Linked DNA regions of Homo sapiens: region 1 is linked to region 2. The links are chromatin loops, found by intact Hi-C in ENCODE. Cell type or tissue: gastrocnemius medialis. All regions are shown on one strand.

The links. Hi-C counts contacts between places; a loop is a spot of excess contacts. Peaks named below come from ENCODE experiments on the same cell type or tissue, not always from the same donor. Only the 100,000 strongest peaks of a DNase experiment are listed, where the experiment ranks them.
Region 1: it touches region 2 in a loop (14-fold over the local background); 10 of 110 quality-filtered maps call a loop at or near these places.

The regions. Positions count from the first base shown.
Region 1 is chr20:16,347,717-16,355,716 of GRCh38, forward strand. All of the region lies in intron 23 of KIF16B (kinesin family member 16B), which reads right to left. Among named protein-coding and RNA genes, the nearest start is that of KIF16B, 220 kb to the right of the region's middle. In gastrocnemius medialis, no CTCF peak of the experiment used is centred here; DNase peaks (open chromatin) are centred at 2,005, 2,995, 3,855 and 4,855; H3K27ac peaks cover 4,186 bases.
Region 2 is chr20:16,472,490-16,480,489 of GRCh38, forward strand. All of the region lies in intron 12 of KIF16B (kinesin family member 16B), which reads right to left. Among named protein-coding and RNA genes, the nearest start is that of KIF16B, 97 kb to the right of the region's middle. RefSeq lists silencers at 3,465-3,700, 7,235-7,529. In gastrocnemius medialis, a CTCF peak has its summit at 3,667 (motif pointing left); no DNase peak of the experiment used is centred here; H3K27ac peaks cover 2,298 bases.

The DNA of each region.
Region 1 (8,000 bases), 120 kb before region 2:
TACAGAACCTGAAGATTTAAATCTAGGTGGACATGGCATAAGCAACACTCCATTTGTCTCGGCCGTGCTAATACACGTGCAGGGAGATAATCCATCAGTTGCTAATAAGCACAGATTCAGACGCCAACACTCTACACTTTCTGAACATCTATATTCTATCAAGTAGGGAGTATTTCCAAAAGATGTATCTGTACAGAGTTTATCTAATAGACTGGAATGGCTCTTATTTCTGTTCTGCCAAATAAAGAGAAATTTCTTGGACTGCAAATGTGATTGCTTGAACTCCCAAACTGCAATTTTTCTAGGCATTTCTTCTTCATGCTTCCTGGCAGGCCAATCTACCATCAAATTCTTCAGGTTTACCAAAGCCTTAACAACAGCCCCAATTTACAAAGTACCCATGACTTGGTCAGCATTCAAGGCAAAAAGTTAAAACATACACAAAAATAACAGTAGATTTTGAAAACAGGCAAGGATTTGAAAACGACCATTATCTCTAGGGCAATACTAAAATATAGCCTCAACTTATAAATGTGTAGAAAGTAGTGATATTTGGAAGGTACATTAAAATGAGTAAGTAAGGGAACAAGTATGGCTCAGTGCACTTAGACCTGACATGAACATTAGGTATCTTGATCTACTAACTAGCTGTGTGGCCTTGGGCAAGTCATTCATAATTTCCTAATTGGTGAAATACAAATACTACCCCCATTTTGGTACATTCTCCAAATTTGTGGAAATGTCTAGCAAAATGCCTTGGGTAAAGAAGGTGCTTGATAGATGTTAGCTTCTTTCCTTGAAGAGCTGCAATTGCCTACAGAGATCAGTCAAGAACGAAGGGCAGTGCGGTCCAGTGCATGGATGTTCAGCGAGAGCAGGAGTCTACCATACTATCTGAGAACATCCAATTGTGCTATAGAGGATGGATGCAGCTAATTAGTGTTAAATACAGCCAGTAAATAAGCAAGAAGCTTATGAGGTATAGGCAAATCTCATAGGATCTGTCAAAACAGATCTAGGATAGTAAGCAAGTAGCCTGTGAGGTACAACAAAATTCCTAAGGTGTGCAAGCTGTGTTAAATACAGGCCACAGGTTGATAAACTGTAAGACATGCCAAAGATAGAATAATTTTAAAAAACCAAACATGATGGAACAGATGAGAATGTTACTTAGGGACGGAAAGGGAGGGAAATGCTGCCTCATGATATGCACCCTCTGGGATGACAGCTAAGTCTCCCCTGAACTGACCAGCCTTGATGACAACCAGCCTGGTCCCATCCTGGTACCATATGTGCTCTACTGGAGAAGTACAGGTGAAACCCAGGACTGCTCACAGCAGGTGGCTGGCTGGGTGTGCCTGTGCCTGCTTCCTTTCATGGAGAAGGTGCACTGGCTCTGGGCACCCTTTGTCTGCCATGGCCCCTCGTCTAAAACTTCACTCTGGTCCTTTTAAGCACATAGTAAGTACGAAAGGCTGAGATGACAGAGAGGGGACAGATGAACTAGTTGTGACCAGGGGTCAGATAGAACACCCGGCCCACCTGCTAGCCCACCATCAGGGTGCCACCTACCCCTCCTTCCTCTACATCTCTGTGTGCTTTTGAATGCTCTGTGAGCCTTTCTGTACGGTGCAGTTGGACTCTGAGCATCCCTGGAGGCCACCATGTCATCAAGGTGATTTTCTCCATGACAGGAAATCCCAAGGTCTATGGCCAAGTGGAGGGCACACACCTGCCCTAAGAGGAGCTGCTGTTTTGCCCTACGAGTGCTGCCTTGCAGGAATGTTGGCCCTAGTTCCTGCTTTTACTGACTTTTCACAGGATCTTGGCAAATCTGGGTTTCTATGTCAGGTCTCCCAAGTTTTAAATACTGACAATTCATGCAAAATTTAAAAAATCTGTTCAGGCCAACAAAACCCCATATCCTCCACCACCAGTTTGCACCTGCTGCCTCGGGTTAATATTGTTCCACGACTTTGTCAGTCCCTGGCCCCACGGTGCCTGCCATGTGGTTCTTCAGTTGTAAAAACAAGATCCAATTTGAACTGCTGCCCTGCAGTTCTGCAATTTAGCATGTCTCACTTCAGGGTCTTTTAAGTTCAGGGAGGACTCAGCAGATGAGATCTCTTGGCCCTAAGTGTCTAGGGCCAGACTGACTGAAATTAGAAGGGGGAGCTCACAGACCTAAGTTCACACAATGGAAAGGAGAATGGCTGCCACTGACTGGGGTACTTGATAATTATTAGCAGATGGTCGACAAGTTTTCCCTGGAACACTTCCGTGAGGTTATACATCCTCGTTATCATTCATTACTCATGTTTTCTCTGCTTCTCCCTCCTTCTCAGGCCACTGATCAGGAGTCAGAGCAGAATGAGACAAGAGGAGACTGTTACTATGGCACCTAAACAAAACCCAGATGATTAAAATCAGGAAAGCTTTTGTCCTGGACATCATGTGTGTGACCTAAGTTGTCTGTGTGTAGTTCTGCATTTCTTGGGTCTCTAAGTGGACAAAAGTGATACTGGTCAATGGGGCTGATGCCCTGCAGCCATGTGAGAAAAGGCGGGCACCTCGGAGCGTAGCCGGAATGCAGAAGGCTCCTTAGAGGAGATGACAATGGGACACGTGCTTCTAAGAGCAAGGGGCTGGAGGGTGCCCGGCAGCCAGGACAATGTCCAGAGGGTGGGCAGGGGGCATAGAGGTCTACCTCTCTGTTAAGGAAAGCCAAGACAAAACAGATGTACCCTGCGGGTGCTGAACTCAGCCCAGAGCCAGGACATGGGTATACTGGAGCGCTGGAGGGTGGTGCTGAGAAGGCGGGAGGGAAGGTGGGGAGGAGGGAAGATGGGAGGCTTTGGCATGCTTGGACTCGGACACAATCAAGAAGCTCGACTTGCCCACACTCTCCCTGCATGACTAAGAGCCACCAGCCACATCACGAGGATGAGCAAGGGGCAGAATGGCTCATCAGTGACTGACTCCATCAGTGCGGATGGAGCATGAGGAGCTGGGTGGGGGCGGGGGGGAAGTTTACAAAGGGCACACGGTCACTCAGTCATCACCGAAGCGCCAGACAGGCTGTGCCTAATGAGAGCACCTGTGGCCAGGCTAGCATGCATCACACTGCTGGGTGATCCACTGGGTGACTGGTACCAGTCAGGCACGGGGTGGGCACTGGGGGGGGGTCTGTGTCATACAAGACTGACAAGGGCCCTGGGAGCTTGTACCCACAGGGGAAGATCAGCAAACAAGACAATGACTGAAAATAACCAGACTGAAAGCAACACGACTGTGAGCTGTGACCTTGGTTGTGAAAGAAGGGGAGTACCCCTGGTGACAGGATGGAGAACAGGGCAGGGGGCACTACTGCAGATGACCACTCAGAAAAAAGATGAGACAACAAACTCTTCTGCCGATTACTTCCAGATTTTACAAGAATAGAAACTCTCGGGAAACAAAATATTAAAAAATAAACACACCAGTGTTGGCTTATTTCTTTATGTTACCGTGTTGACATGTAAGTTAAAATGCAAGGGATTTCAAACAATGCTGGAAACACCAGCTTATTTCTATGACATGAGTGTGATAGTCTCTGCTCGTCTTAACCATCAATTTCCCAGGCCCGTGTTTTGTGCTATGCTGAAATGTGATTTCAAAATTAAATTTTACCCACTCTGGTCCTAACTAACTGAAAATGGCAAGCATAATGCAGCGTAACTGATGCCACGTGTCAGTGACTGAGAGGCATGCGAAGCGGGGTTGTAAGATGACTGCTGTCATCCGGTTAATGGCATTACTTGTGGCAGGTGCAGCTGAGCGCAGGCACAAATTTTGCAGCTTCATTCTGCTGACCAGCAGGTGACACACAGCAATTTTCAGCCTAGAACGTGCTGTTCTCAGAGAGAAGCCAGACTGGCACTGCTTCAGCTTTCCCCACCCCATCTCTATCTCTGCCACCAGTCAGCAGGACATGCATCTGCAGACACAGTCCCAGACGGATGTGCTACTAGGACCCGCAGGAAGGTACAGCTTCAAGGGTAACAGGAATTGATACTCTGACCCAGGGTCTCCTGGGAGGAGTAAAACAAAGTGGGGAGAGGGGCGACACCAAAATGATAACCTTTTGTATCATCAGGTAAGAATATTAAAACAAACACCAACAGGAAAGAAATGAATACACAAATTGTGACATATCCATACAGTGGGATGCTATTAATATAAAGAAACAAATTACTGTTATACTCAGCTACATGGGTAAATCTCCAAAACATTACATTAAAGGAATGCAGCCAGGTACAGAAGATAAATGCCGTTGGATCCCCTCTCCATGGTTTGCTAGAGCAGACACGACTAATCTGTAGGTGCAGAGGGCAGATCAGTGCTTGCCTTGGTGCCAGAACATGGGCACTGACTGCAAACGGCCACCAGAAACTTCTGGAGGGCCTGCAAAGTTCCAAGTCCTGACCAGAGGGCTAGTTACACGGGTGTATACATATGTCAACACTCATCCAACTACACTTAAAATGTGTGCTTTCACTGTATATAAATTACGCCTCAACAGAGTTAATCTTAAAAAACTAAATGAGATCAAACAACAAAAACCTGTCTACTTATATATCCTCAGTTATTTCATAAAAGAGTTGTTTTTAATGCCCCCAAATAAAGCAGGTATAGAAGACAGTCCTTTTGAATTAAATAGATTTTGGTTTAATGAAAAACTCTATTATTCTCATTTTAAAGACCAGTGGTGGAAACCTCCTCATGGCCCAGCAGGGGTCAGAAGATGAGCATCTGGGAACCCCCGTTGACTTTCTGCCCTCCCTTGAAATCACACGCCCTGTGTCGTCCCTGGAACATTCCCTTAACAGGCTCCTGACTACTTCACGTGGCAATGGGCAGACCAAATTGGAGCTCCCACACTGGGGATTAAAATGAAAATGGCCAGGAAGAAGCAATGATTTCAATGACTAATGAGTCCTACCTAAAAAAAGGTTGGCAGAAGAGCGCAGGAAGCAGAGCGGGTGAGGAGGGCGAGGGGAAGATGACAAAGGAGAACCTGGGCAGCTACACCCCTGGCGTGTTGTCTCCCTCCTGGGGCCCCTCAGGCCTCAACACCAAGTGGGCCCTGGTGTGGTCACACAAATCAGCTGGGACCCTAAATAAGCTGGCAGTGACACCAGCAAGCTATACAGCAAACAGGGGTCTTATACCAGGGGGTGTCAGACCCTGCCCTGCTGGTCACAGAGGGCACAGCGTCTCACTGTGTGTACTCAGGACCATCATGCGGGATAACGAAAAACAAAAACTGATTTTTTAAAAGAGAAGCAGCAAAGATTTTTCTAAATTATAAAGTGTAATAATATATCTATGTATGTACATTGATGTTAAATCTCCCTTCAAAAAAGCTTAAAACTGAAGAGAATAGTCTCTTTTAAAAATAATACTTTTTACCTTAGCCTCCTTAAATAGCCACTGGTTCACCAAGAGAAGAATTTAGTAGTAGCCAAAATATTACCATATATTACCATAAGCATGACTATTTGTTCTAGAAAACAGGGCCTACGCATGAAATGTCCAAATGACTGAGAGAAAAGGTCAGCAATCTAAATTTTAAATTCCAAATGCTGAGGGCAAGCAAACAACCAAAAAGAAAAAAAATCCCAACAAAATCCAAAACTCTCATAAAAACATAATTGTACATCAAAAGTCATTAAGGGGACCTCACAGTAAACTCTCACTCATCCCATTTTTATTTTTATTTCTTTTTAATAACAAACACTTATCCAACACTTAGTATGTGGCAGGCACTGTTTCAAGCACTTTACACATACAAACTCATCCACTCCTCATACCAACCCAATGAGGGGGGGGTTTATGATTCCCATTTGACAGGTGAGGCACAGTGAGGCTGTGTGACCTGCTGAGGTTGCCTGGAGATGGCAGGATATGAGGATTGTGGGGGCAGGGGGAGGGTATGCTATTTAGCAGCTACCTCTTTGCCTGGATCGAGGCTGTTTTTGTTGTTTTGTTCTGGGGAAGGCCTGTATATTCACATCATGTCTGTTTCTCATACTACCCCATGACAAGGTATCCATATGGGGTGGAAGGCTTCCACACACCTACCTGTCAAGGTATCAGGAGGCCCTGCCTAAACGGAGAACTAGACATTCTCCAAGTTGGTGCTAACACATTCCTGGTGCTCATAATTATAGCACCTAGGGACGAACAGAAAAAGGAAGCGGAACAATGACACGCTTCAGAACTTGCTTTGAGAAATGCAAAGAAAGCAGAGCTCTGTGGATTTGGATTTTATGTATCCTGAAGTGATCACCTAGATTCCATAAGGCCTCATAGAATTTTCTGTATTTGGTTTCTCTAACTTGCATGGGCAGTAGCATCTTCACAATTTTGGCCAAATCTGCACACCACCTGATTATTATTTGCTTGTAATTTTTATTTAAATCAATGCAGTTTTTAAAATATTAAATATCTTTTTATCTGAGTTCTATACATGAAATTGATTTAACAGTTATATTTTATTAACACATTTATCTGTTAAAGTAAAATAAATCCGTGTACCAACTAAAATCATTGCATGTACCTCACTGCTGTTGAGTTCTATGTGCTGGGGAATTCTAATTCTGAACTAATGGAAGCCAGTCTTCACTCTCTAATTAAAAAACACAGTCATGATGCAAACACAACTTCCGAAATTGTTTTTATATTCATGTATAATCACATATATGTACAAATGGAATTCTACACACACACACACACACACACACACACACACACAATTTAGAATGGTTGAGAACAAATGAAAAAGAAATTGACCAGGAGATAGATATTAGGTCAGGGGCAGTGGGAAGTAGTGGATCAAGGACATAGCGTAACATTTAAATAAGAACCCACATAATTGGATAAGCAAAGTTAAGAATAACAGCAAAGGCTGGGCGCGGTGGCTCATGCCTGTAATCCTAGCACTTTGGGAGGCCAAGGCAGGTGGATCACGAGCTCAGGAGGTGGAGACCATCCTGGCTAACACAGTGCAAACCCTGTCTCTACTAAAAACACAAAAAGTCAGCCGGACGTGGTGGCACATGCCTGTAATCCCAGCTACTCGGGAAGCTGAGGTAGGAGAATCTCTTGAACCCGGGAGGCGGAGGTTGCAGTGAGCTGAGATCGCGCCACTGCACTCCAGCCTGGGCAACAGAGTGAGACTCCATCTCAAAAAAAAAAGAGTAACAGCAACAACACACAGGCATCATGCTTTCTCAATGAAAACCTCAAATATATAAACTGATGCCCTGTTTTTTTTTTTCTTTTCTAACGGAAAACTTAGTATATAGAAATAAAATCCTAAAAGTCTGGTTAGCTAGAAAAGAAGTTATTTACATCATTTCCTCAGGAAGGTTGAAAGAATGTGACATCTGAAAAGAGGGATTCCTCAGAGCCCAGGGCTGCCCTGAGATGCATCAGGGGTGGGGACAGGCAGGGGAGACGGCTGGCTCTAGGCTCCTTCCTCCCTCCCCACTCTGTGTGTGCCCAGCAGCTCTAGGCTTCCCTGCCTTTTACGGTGTCCTTCCACATAAGATATTCTTTGAACAAAGGAGTTTCACAGATAAAATAAAATCTGGAGACCACTGGTACTTTCCAATTTCCTCATTGTATCAGTGGGGAAACTGAGGATCAGATGACTTATGGCTGCTCAGCAAATTGCAGCGGGGTCACAGTCTACAGAACTCAGTGTCCAGATTCATGGTCTGGTGTTGATCTGAACAAAACCACCTACAGCCTCCAAGAACACCCTTATGCATGCACACACTGGTGATCCTAGTGGACTTCATTACATCAATACCCTTGCTGATCCTTGAAGAAAAAGAAGTGTGATTTATCATTACTTTCTTGAGAAGAGGATGGTGGCCAGCAACATTATTTAATAAAGTGTTATGAGTCAATGAAAGCAAATTAGCAAAAAGATGAAGTCATTATTTAGAAAA
Region 2 (8,000 bases):
CATAACCCTAACGTCATGTAACTGTACTGGTATAAAGGTAAAGCCTTCCAAAGCATCTGAAATTAAAAAAAAAAAAAAAAAAAAAAAGTAAAAGGACCAAGCCCATTTCAGGAACAGAGAGACTCCCACACACCCTGTGGAAACACTTCCTGAATGGTGTCATTATCATTGATATCACAGCATTACCAACTTTCCCATGATAACGTCATGCCACGCGCTCTCACTACACTGTGTTCAGAGAACAAACCTCTCGGCTGACTGACCGCCTGCCTACTGACTTTGCATTCTGCCCTTGTCAACCTATTCTATGTGCCACTACCATGCCAATCCCTTCTCTAAGTATTGAGAAAGTCATTACCTAAGAGCATACCGTTTGTTTTGAGTTAAACAGACTTTGATAGACCAACCTTAGAAACTAGCCATGAGGAATATCAATACTCAGAGGATAAAAACCATATCTAGGTTCTGAGAAACTAAGCACATCAATCATTTTTCAGAATGCCACTATCTTCTAAGACAGGTTTTTTTAGCAGAAAAATTGTTCACCATTTTAATAGGAAAAGACCAAATGGTAACCTACAAAGAATAAAAAGCAATTCTGTTATAAGGAATCCATTCAGGCTACAAGTCTTCTTAAGTCCTGGACACCAAAACCGCAAAAGAGCATTTAGCTTAAAACCCAACGGAAGTCCTCAGAACACAAGGAACTTTGGAGCAAGCAGGCCCCTCTACTCATCAAACTTAGAGCCACAGAGCACAAGAGCATCTTAAAGGCTCTCCCAACTTTTTATAAACAGGCCTGCTAAATTTTGCTTAATGTGATGTTTCCCAGACTTATTTGAGAAAGGATTTCTTTTTCTCTCCCTTTACAGAACCATATTAATACTAAAACAGTCCCTCAACAAACATTTCCCAAGGGTCTGCTGTGTGACAGGCACTGAACTAAGGGACTGGAACTAGAATCTGGGGAGGATACATATTAAACATAAAATTGCAAGTTATTAAATGAATGTTAGTACCCCATGGAAGAGATCGCAGGGACTAGAGTAGACACTTTGAGAAATGCTAGTATAGGAAGGACGCTGGACCAGGAGCCAGAAAACTATATTCCCACCTCAACTTGGACCCTAACTCCCTATGTAATCCCAAAGATCACTAAGTAAGGAATGCAGTGTGTGCAGACCTCGGATTCTCCCAACTATGATATGACAAGGTAGGATAAGATCAGCTCTAAGACTCCATCCATTTTGAATTCATTCTGTGTCATTAATTCAATGTGAAATGAGAGAAACGAATAAGAAATTTCAATACAGTACTTAGACACTTCAAAAGAAATACTGATGGCTCAGATAATGAAACTAAACTGGAAAAATGTCTTCAGAATAAATGTCCAGAATGTAAATGAGCTCTGAGTATTTTTCCCGAAGCAATAATGAAGCAGTAAGAACTTTAATGGGGAAATTAAGCTCTGACATGATCTAATCCACGCTCTTTTTCCAGCCTTGGCATCTCCTTCCTCCCTCCCTGCTGCTCCAAGCTCACTCAGTGTTCCCAAAAGCTCCACCTCCTCAGGTAATAGAGTTTTCTGAACTCAGGCCATCAGAAAGTCCTTCTTGCCCAATGCAGGACTCTTAACATCTATGTGTTTCCATGGCTACCCTCCGGGTCAACTCTCTCTGAACCCCTCCTGACATCCTTGCTGTCACCTTCCAAAATATCTAACCTGTTGACCACGCCCCCCTTTGTGACCCCACCAATCCTAACACTGGCCTTCAGCAGGCCTTGGCACTTACTAGCTGTGTCAAGTTTCTTACCCGCTCCAGCCTCTGTTTCCTAACATAGAATAACGAATTTGTACATTGCAGGATTTTTATGCAATTCCAATGTACATAAACATGTGAAGTGCTTAGGGCAGTGCTTGGCACATAGCAAGCGCTTATGCTCAGGATAGCCTCCTGCTTTCCCTTCCTTCCTTATGAACAGAAAGTTAGTTTTATTGAGGACAGCAATATACTCAGCTGAAGAAACAACTTCCTAGCCTTCCTTGCAAGCAAGAAGCATCATGTGGCATAGGTCTGCTATGAAATATAAATAGAAGTTGCTGAGCGGGGCTTAAAAGAGGAGTAAACTCAACTAACATATACTCCTTTGCCCTTCCCCATTTTTCCTGACAAATTTTAGATGTGATGATGTGGTCACAAAAATGTCTCAAAACCATAAGGGAGAGACCAAGAGAATTACATAGACCTCAGCTCTGGCAACTATGTACCACTAAACCCAGGCCACCAGCAGTCAGCCTAGTTCTGTAGTTTTTGGTGAGGGAAAAACAGAGACAACTTCTAACTGCCTTAGGATATGTTTTCTCAGGTTGCTCTTGCAGCCAAATGCACTCCCTGATCCAGTTAACTCTTATTAATTAGCACCTGCAACAATTTATTTCATTATCTGTTTATGTTTGGTTTCTCTACCAGACAAAAAGAGTCTTATTCATTTTCACACAACACCTCTCACCAAGCAAGTGTTCGATAAAAGTTAAATGAATGAATGAAGTGACAATAATGACCATCATAGTTTGTCTCCAGTTCTTTCACAAGAGAAAAACATTACTCTTAAGTTTCAGAAATATTTTTCTTCATCTCGAACTGAATATTCTTCAAAGAATTTAGCATTTGTAAAAGTTCCCATAGAGTGCCTGAACCTAAAGTTATTTAACAAGCACTGACATAAGAGTATTTAGTGTGCCAGGCACTGCTTTCAAAGCTTTCACAAAGAACTCATTTTATTCTCATAACAACCCGATGAGTTAGGTACTATTATCCCCATTTTACCCATCAGGAAGCTGAAGTGCAGGGAGGTTAAGTCACCCAAGGTCATACAGCCAGCAACCAGCAGAGCCAGCACTGGATTACATAGAATTTGGTTCCAGAGTTCATGTCCTTAACTGATATTCTCCACCACTTCTCAACCACTAACTGTGACAGTACATTCTTTCTGTTTCTGTGTAAACAAGGAAGGAGCTGGGAGAAATTCGATCTGAATATCTATGAAGATTCTTGGCTCCACAGATCAGCCGGGAACCAACGCAGAGGTTACTTGGCTAGAGTGGACGTTACCAAATGTACAACGAAGGATGACAGAAATAATTGTACAAGGAATTGTACATTTTAATTCTCTTAAGAACTTCCACAGTTGAAGATGAGGAAAATGAGAGGTAAAAGAAGAAATGATATTACAAGAAAAGTCTTTTAAGTGGCAAATACAAGTAAATGACACAAAAAGCTTTCTAATAGCAAGCTAATCAAAATGACTACCTAAGACCCAATTTTCAAAAACCTTTTAGCTGTAAGATATTACCCTGGTACTCTGCTCTTGAAGCAAGATTAGAAAAATTATTTAAAAGAACTCCAGAAATGTGAAGATGCATTTTCATCTTTCTGCAGCAATTCTCAAACTAGCTACAAGAAGACATTCCAGCTGAATGATTACTTATACTAAATTCTGCACAATTTATCTCTCACACAGATTCTGCATCCAGTAATTATCAGCAACCAGGCCCAATTCCATGGTATTGACAGTGGTATCTGTCACGTCTTCAGACAACTCCACTACCAAGGGCCCTGCAACAAATACAAACAGGCAGAGCGTGTTTTCCTATCTACAGTGACATCTAGTGTTAAGAAACTAAAACGCAGTCTGTAGAACAACATTTATTCCCATTACTATTGTATTTAAATGCATATTATAAAACAGGAATATATATATAGCTCTTAAGGTAAACAGCTTTTCCCATAATTGGGATTGCCAATTGTCAATTGTATTATACTCCAATATTTAAAATATCTCATAAGATTAACCCATTGAAAAGACACATTTGTTTTGTTAAAGTGAAGAAATCATTTTGTTCTCCAATAGTTTTGTTTTAAATGCAAACATATCTTTACTTACTAACAGCAGACTGGAATGTCAGAGGATTTTGCAGACATTAAAAGACATCTTGTTAAATTTAACAAAAAGCAATCTGGCTTAATATAATAATAAATACAAGCCCTTTATTCAAAATCAACTCGCAAAATCTCTAAAGGAGAACAATTTAAATGCAAATGAGCCCATTATAGAATGGTTTCTGATTTAGGTATATCATGGGCTAAATCTTGTCTCCAAATTTTACATCTTAAAATTAGATTCTAAAAGATGCAGGATAGCCATATTCCCCTCACCAAAGTGAAGTATCATTCCGGTTATGACAACAAAGGTGTTTGAATATCTTTTTTATTTATTTACTTTTTTTGAGACAGAGTCTCGCTCTGTCGCCAGGCTGGAATGCAGTGGCTCAATCTCGGCTGACTGCAACCTCCGCCTCCCAGGTTCAAGTGATCCTCCTGCCTCAGCCTCCCGAGTAGCTGGGACTACAGGCGCGTGCCACCACACCATGTATTTTTAGTAGAGATGGGGTTTCACCATGTTGGCTAGGATGGTCTCGATCTCCTGACCTCATAATCCGCCCGCCTCAGCCTCCCAAAGTGCTGGGATTACAGGCGTGAGCCACTGCGCCGGGCCTGGATACCGTTTTTAAAGGTAAATAAGGCATAATTAAAGAGCACTGGATTAGAAATGAGAAAACAGAATCTAGCCCTGGGTCTACCTAAAAAATTCTGAGACCAAGTTATTTAATTTCTCTTGCCTTCAATTTCCTTGTGGGTTTTTTTTTTTTCTCTCCTTAAAAAAAAAAAAAGGTGGGGAAGACAGTGAGGAGTTTAGCCTGGATTCCTTCCTGGGCTCCTTGTTCTAACATTCTATGTTCTATGAAGATGATGATCTCTAAGATCTCTCTAAACCTTGCTTTAGTTATTTAAGCCACACAGTGCCACAGTACTCTGAGGAGAACAGTGTTAAGACACCTTAAGACTCAAACAACAAACAAGGTTTGCATTGAAATCGGCATAGAGTAAAAGACCTCTTTAAGATGTTTAGATGATGACTCCTGACCTGAATCAAAGATGTACTAAATCACATCCACTATGACTCTGCACTTCCTAAACCAGCAAGTATCATCTAAAGTCTCTTAATAAAGACGTTCAGAAATCATGTTATTTAAGGGGGTTTATTGCTAAACCAAGATAGTCATAAACATTCTGGGTAAGTGAGGATTTGCCAACAGAGTAAGTTTTAGGTCTTTGTTTAGGTTACAGGGAATGTTTGCTGAAAAGTTTTCTAAGATGAAGAAAGAACTCTAAATAATTCAAAATATGCCTGGCGTTTTCTACTATAATTATGGTTATTACTCTCTTACTTGGCAGGAAGAACTTTGACCTGGCTGAAGAGAAACAGCTATGGCTTAGAGGTAACAGCTACAAAGAGATAAAAGGGGGAGGAAGCAGAGCAGCAGAATGAGTAGTCAAACTCAACAAGGAAGAGAGAAAGGAAATGAAGCAAGCAGAACCCAAAAGACTCACCACAGCTGGGATGGCTCCAGACCACGGCAATGGAATACCCCGAGGACCTCAGAAGGTACCGATGGGCATCTGCGACAAGTGGTGACTGTGTGAGTGACAGCTCTCCAAGATGACTGGGATGGCAAGTTTATGCAAAACTGAAGTGGAGTGAACAGGAGAGAGCTGGAGGAGTGCCCAGAGGCTGAGGATATTAAATACTGGGACAATTCACCTGATGACAAGGGTCAGAGGGCAAATCATTTGAAAATGATGCAAATTAAAACTAACAGAAAATTTTTTCCATACCTTCAGGAAATTCAAAATAGAACCATAACGTGATACAACTAGATACCCACTAGAGTGCATAACATGAAAAGGACAAAAAACAGTGAATGTCATGAGGATGTAGACCAACCGGGCTGCAGGGCAGGTGGGAATGCAAATGGTATGACCACGTTGGAAAACTATTTTCAGTATCTACTAAAGCTAAACATGTAATAGTCCCCCTTTATCCACGGCTTTACTTTCCAAGGTTTCAGTTACCCACCATTAACTGTGGTCCAAAAATATTAAATGGAAAATTCTAGGCAGAAACAATTCAAAAGTTTAAAATTCATACTGTTCTCAGTCGCATGATGAACTCTCTCACCTTCTCGCCCAGGACACAAATCACCCTTCTTCCAGCATATCCATGCTGTATTTCCCCCCAGACTATTAGTAGACAGTTACCAGATCAACAGGTGTACCATTTGTATTCAAGTCACCCTTATTTTAATTGTTCATGGCCCCAAAGCACAAGAGTAATGATGCAGGTATATTGTTATAATTGTTTAACTATCAGCTATTGTTGTTAATCTCTTACTGTGCCTAATTTATAAATGAAGCATTATCATATGTTTATGCATAGTATACATAGGGCTCAGTACTATCCAAGGATTCAGGCATTCACTAGGGGTCTTGAAATGTATCCCCTGTGGATAAGGGGGGACTATTGTACACCTACTCAATAACCCAGCAATTCTACTTCCAAGTATACACCTAACAGAAACATGTGCATACATTCACCAAAGACATGTCTAAGAAGATTCATGGCAGCACGATTTCTAACAGCCCAAAACAGAAAACGAGTACAATGAATAAACTATGGTATAGCCACATTGTGTTATACAACTATGTACAAAGACATAAGTAGATCTCATAAACATAATATGGAACAAATATGGTACACATACACCATGGAATACTATGCAGCCATAAAAAGGAGCAACATCAGGTCCTTTGCAGGGACATGGATGGAGCTGGAAGCCATTATTCTCAACAAACTAATGCAGGAACAGAAAACCAAATACTGCATGTTCTCACTTACAAGTGGGAGTTGAACAATGTGAATATAAAGAAGACACAGGGAGTGGAACAACACACGCTGGGGACTGGAGGCGGCGGATGGGGCAGGGGGAGGGAGAGCATCAGGAAAAATAGCTACCGAATGCGGGGCTTAATACCTAGGTGATGGGTTGATAGGTGCAGCCAATCACCACAGCAGATGTTTACCTATGTAACAAACCTGCATGTCCTGCACATGTACCTCAGAACTTTAAAAAAAAATTAATATTGAATAAATAAGGCCAAACAAAAAAATATACAGTTGTGCACTACATAACGTTTCAGTCAGCAATGGACCACACATGCAATGGTGGTACCATAAGATTATAGTAACCCCGTATTTTTACTGTACCTTTCCTATGTTTAGATACATAAATACTTACCATTGTGTGCCAACTGCCTACAGTGTTCAATAGAGTAACATGCTCTACAGGTTTGTAGCCTAGGAGCAATAGGCCATACCATATAGCCTAGGTGTATAGCAGGCCATACCATCTAGGTCTGTGTAAGTCACTCTATGATGTTTGCACAATGAGAAAGTTGCCTAATGACACGTTTCTTAGAACACATCATTGACACCAAGCCACATGTGACTGTGCTCTGTACATTCCATGTGGATAAAGTTCAAAGCAGACTAAACAACACTAAGCTTTCAGACCTCAGGCTAGACGTCTCCCTTGGAGGGAGGAGGAGTACTGCCAGAAGGGGACATGGCAGGGACTCCTTCGGGGCTAATAATGTGTTTTTCTTCACCTGGTTGCTGGAGGTATGGGTGTGCTTAGTTCCTGAAAATCTGCCAAGCAGTACTCATGATTTGCATAATATTCTGTATAGATGTAATATATAATGCCCAGATAGAGGCTGGGCTCCAAGGGCATATTCAAAAAGGAAGAGTATTCCAAAACAAAAACCCAGAAACAAGGGACAAAAAGAAAGCCCTCATTGAAGACCTTTCATAACAGAGAAACACAGCAGGGTCCTCGCACCCAAGACATGGGCCCTCTATACAGCCTCCTAAGGAAGAATCCGAGTCTTTCTTAGACAGAAGAAATCCTCAAGAGTTCACCTAGATCAGCCTACCCACTTGTGATTGAAAAAACTGAGACCAAGAGAGAGAATATAACTTAGTCAAAGTCACACAACTAGTAAGTGATAGGTCCAAGGGCAAAATCCAGGTCACCTCAG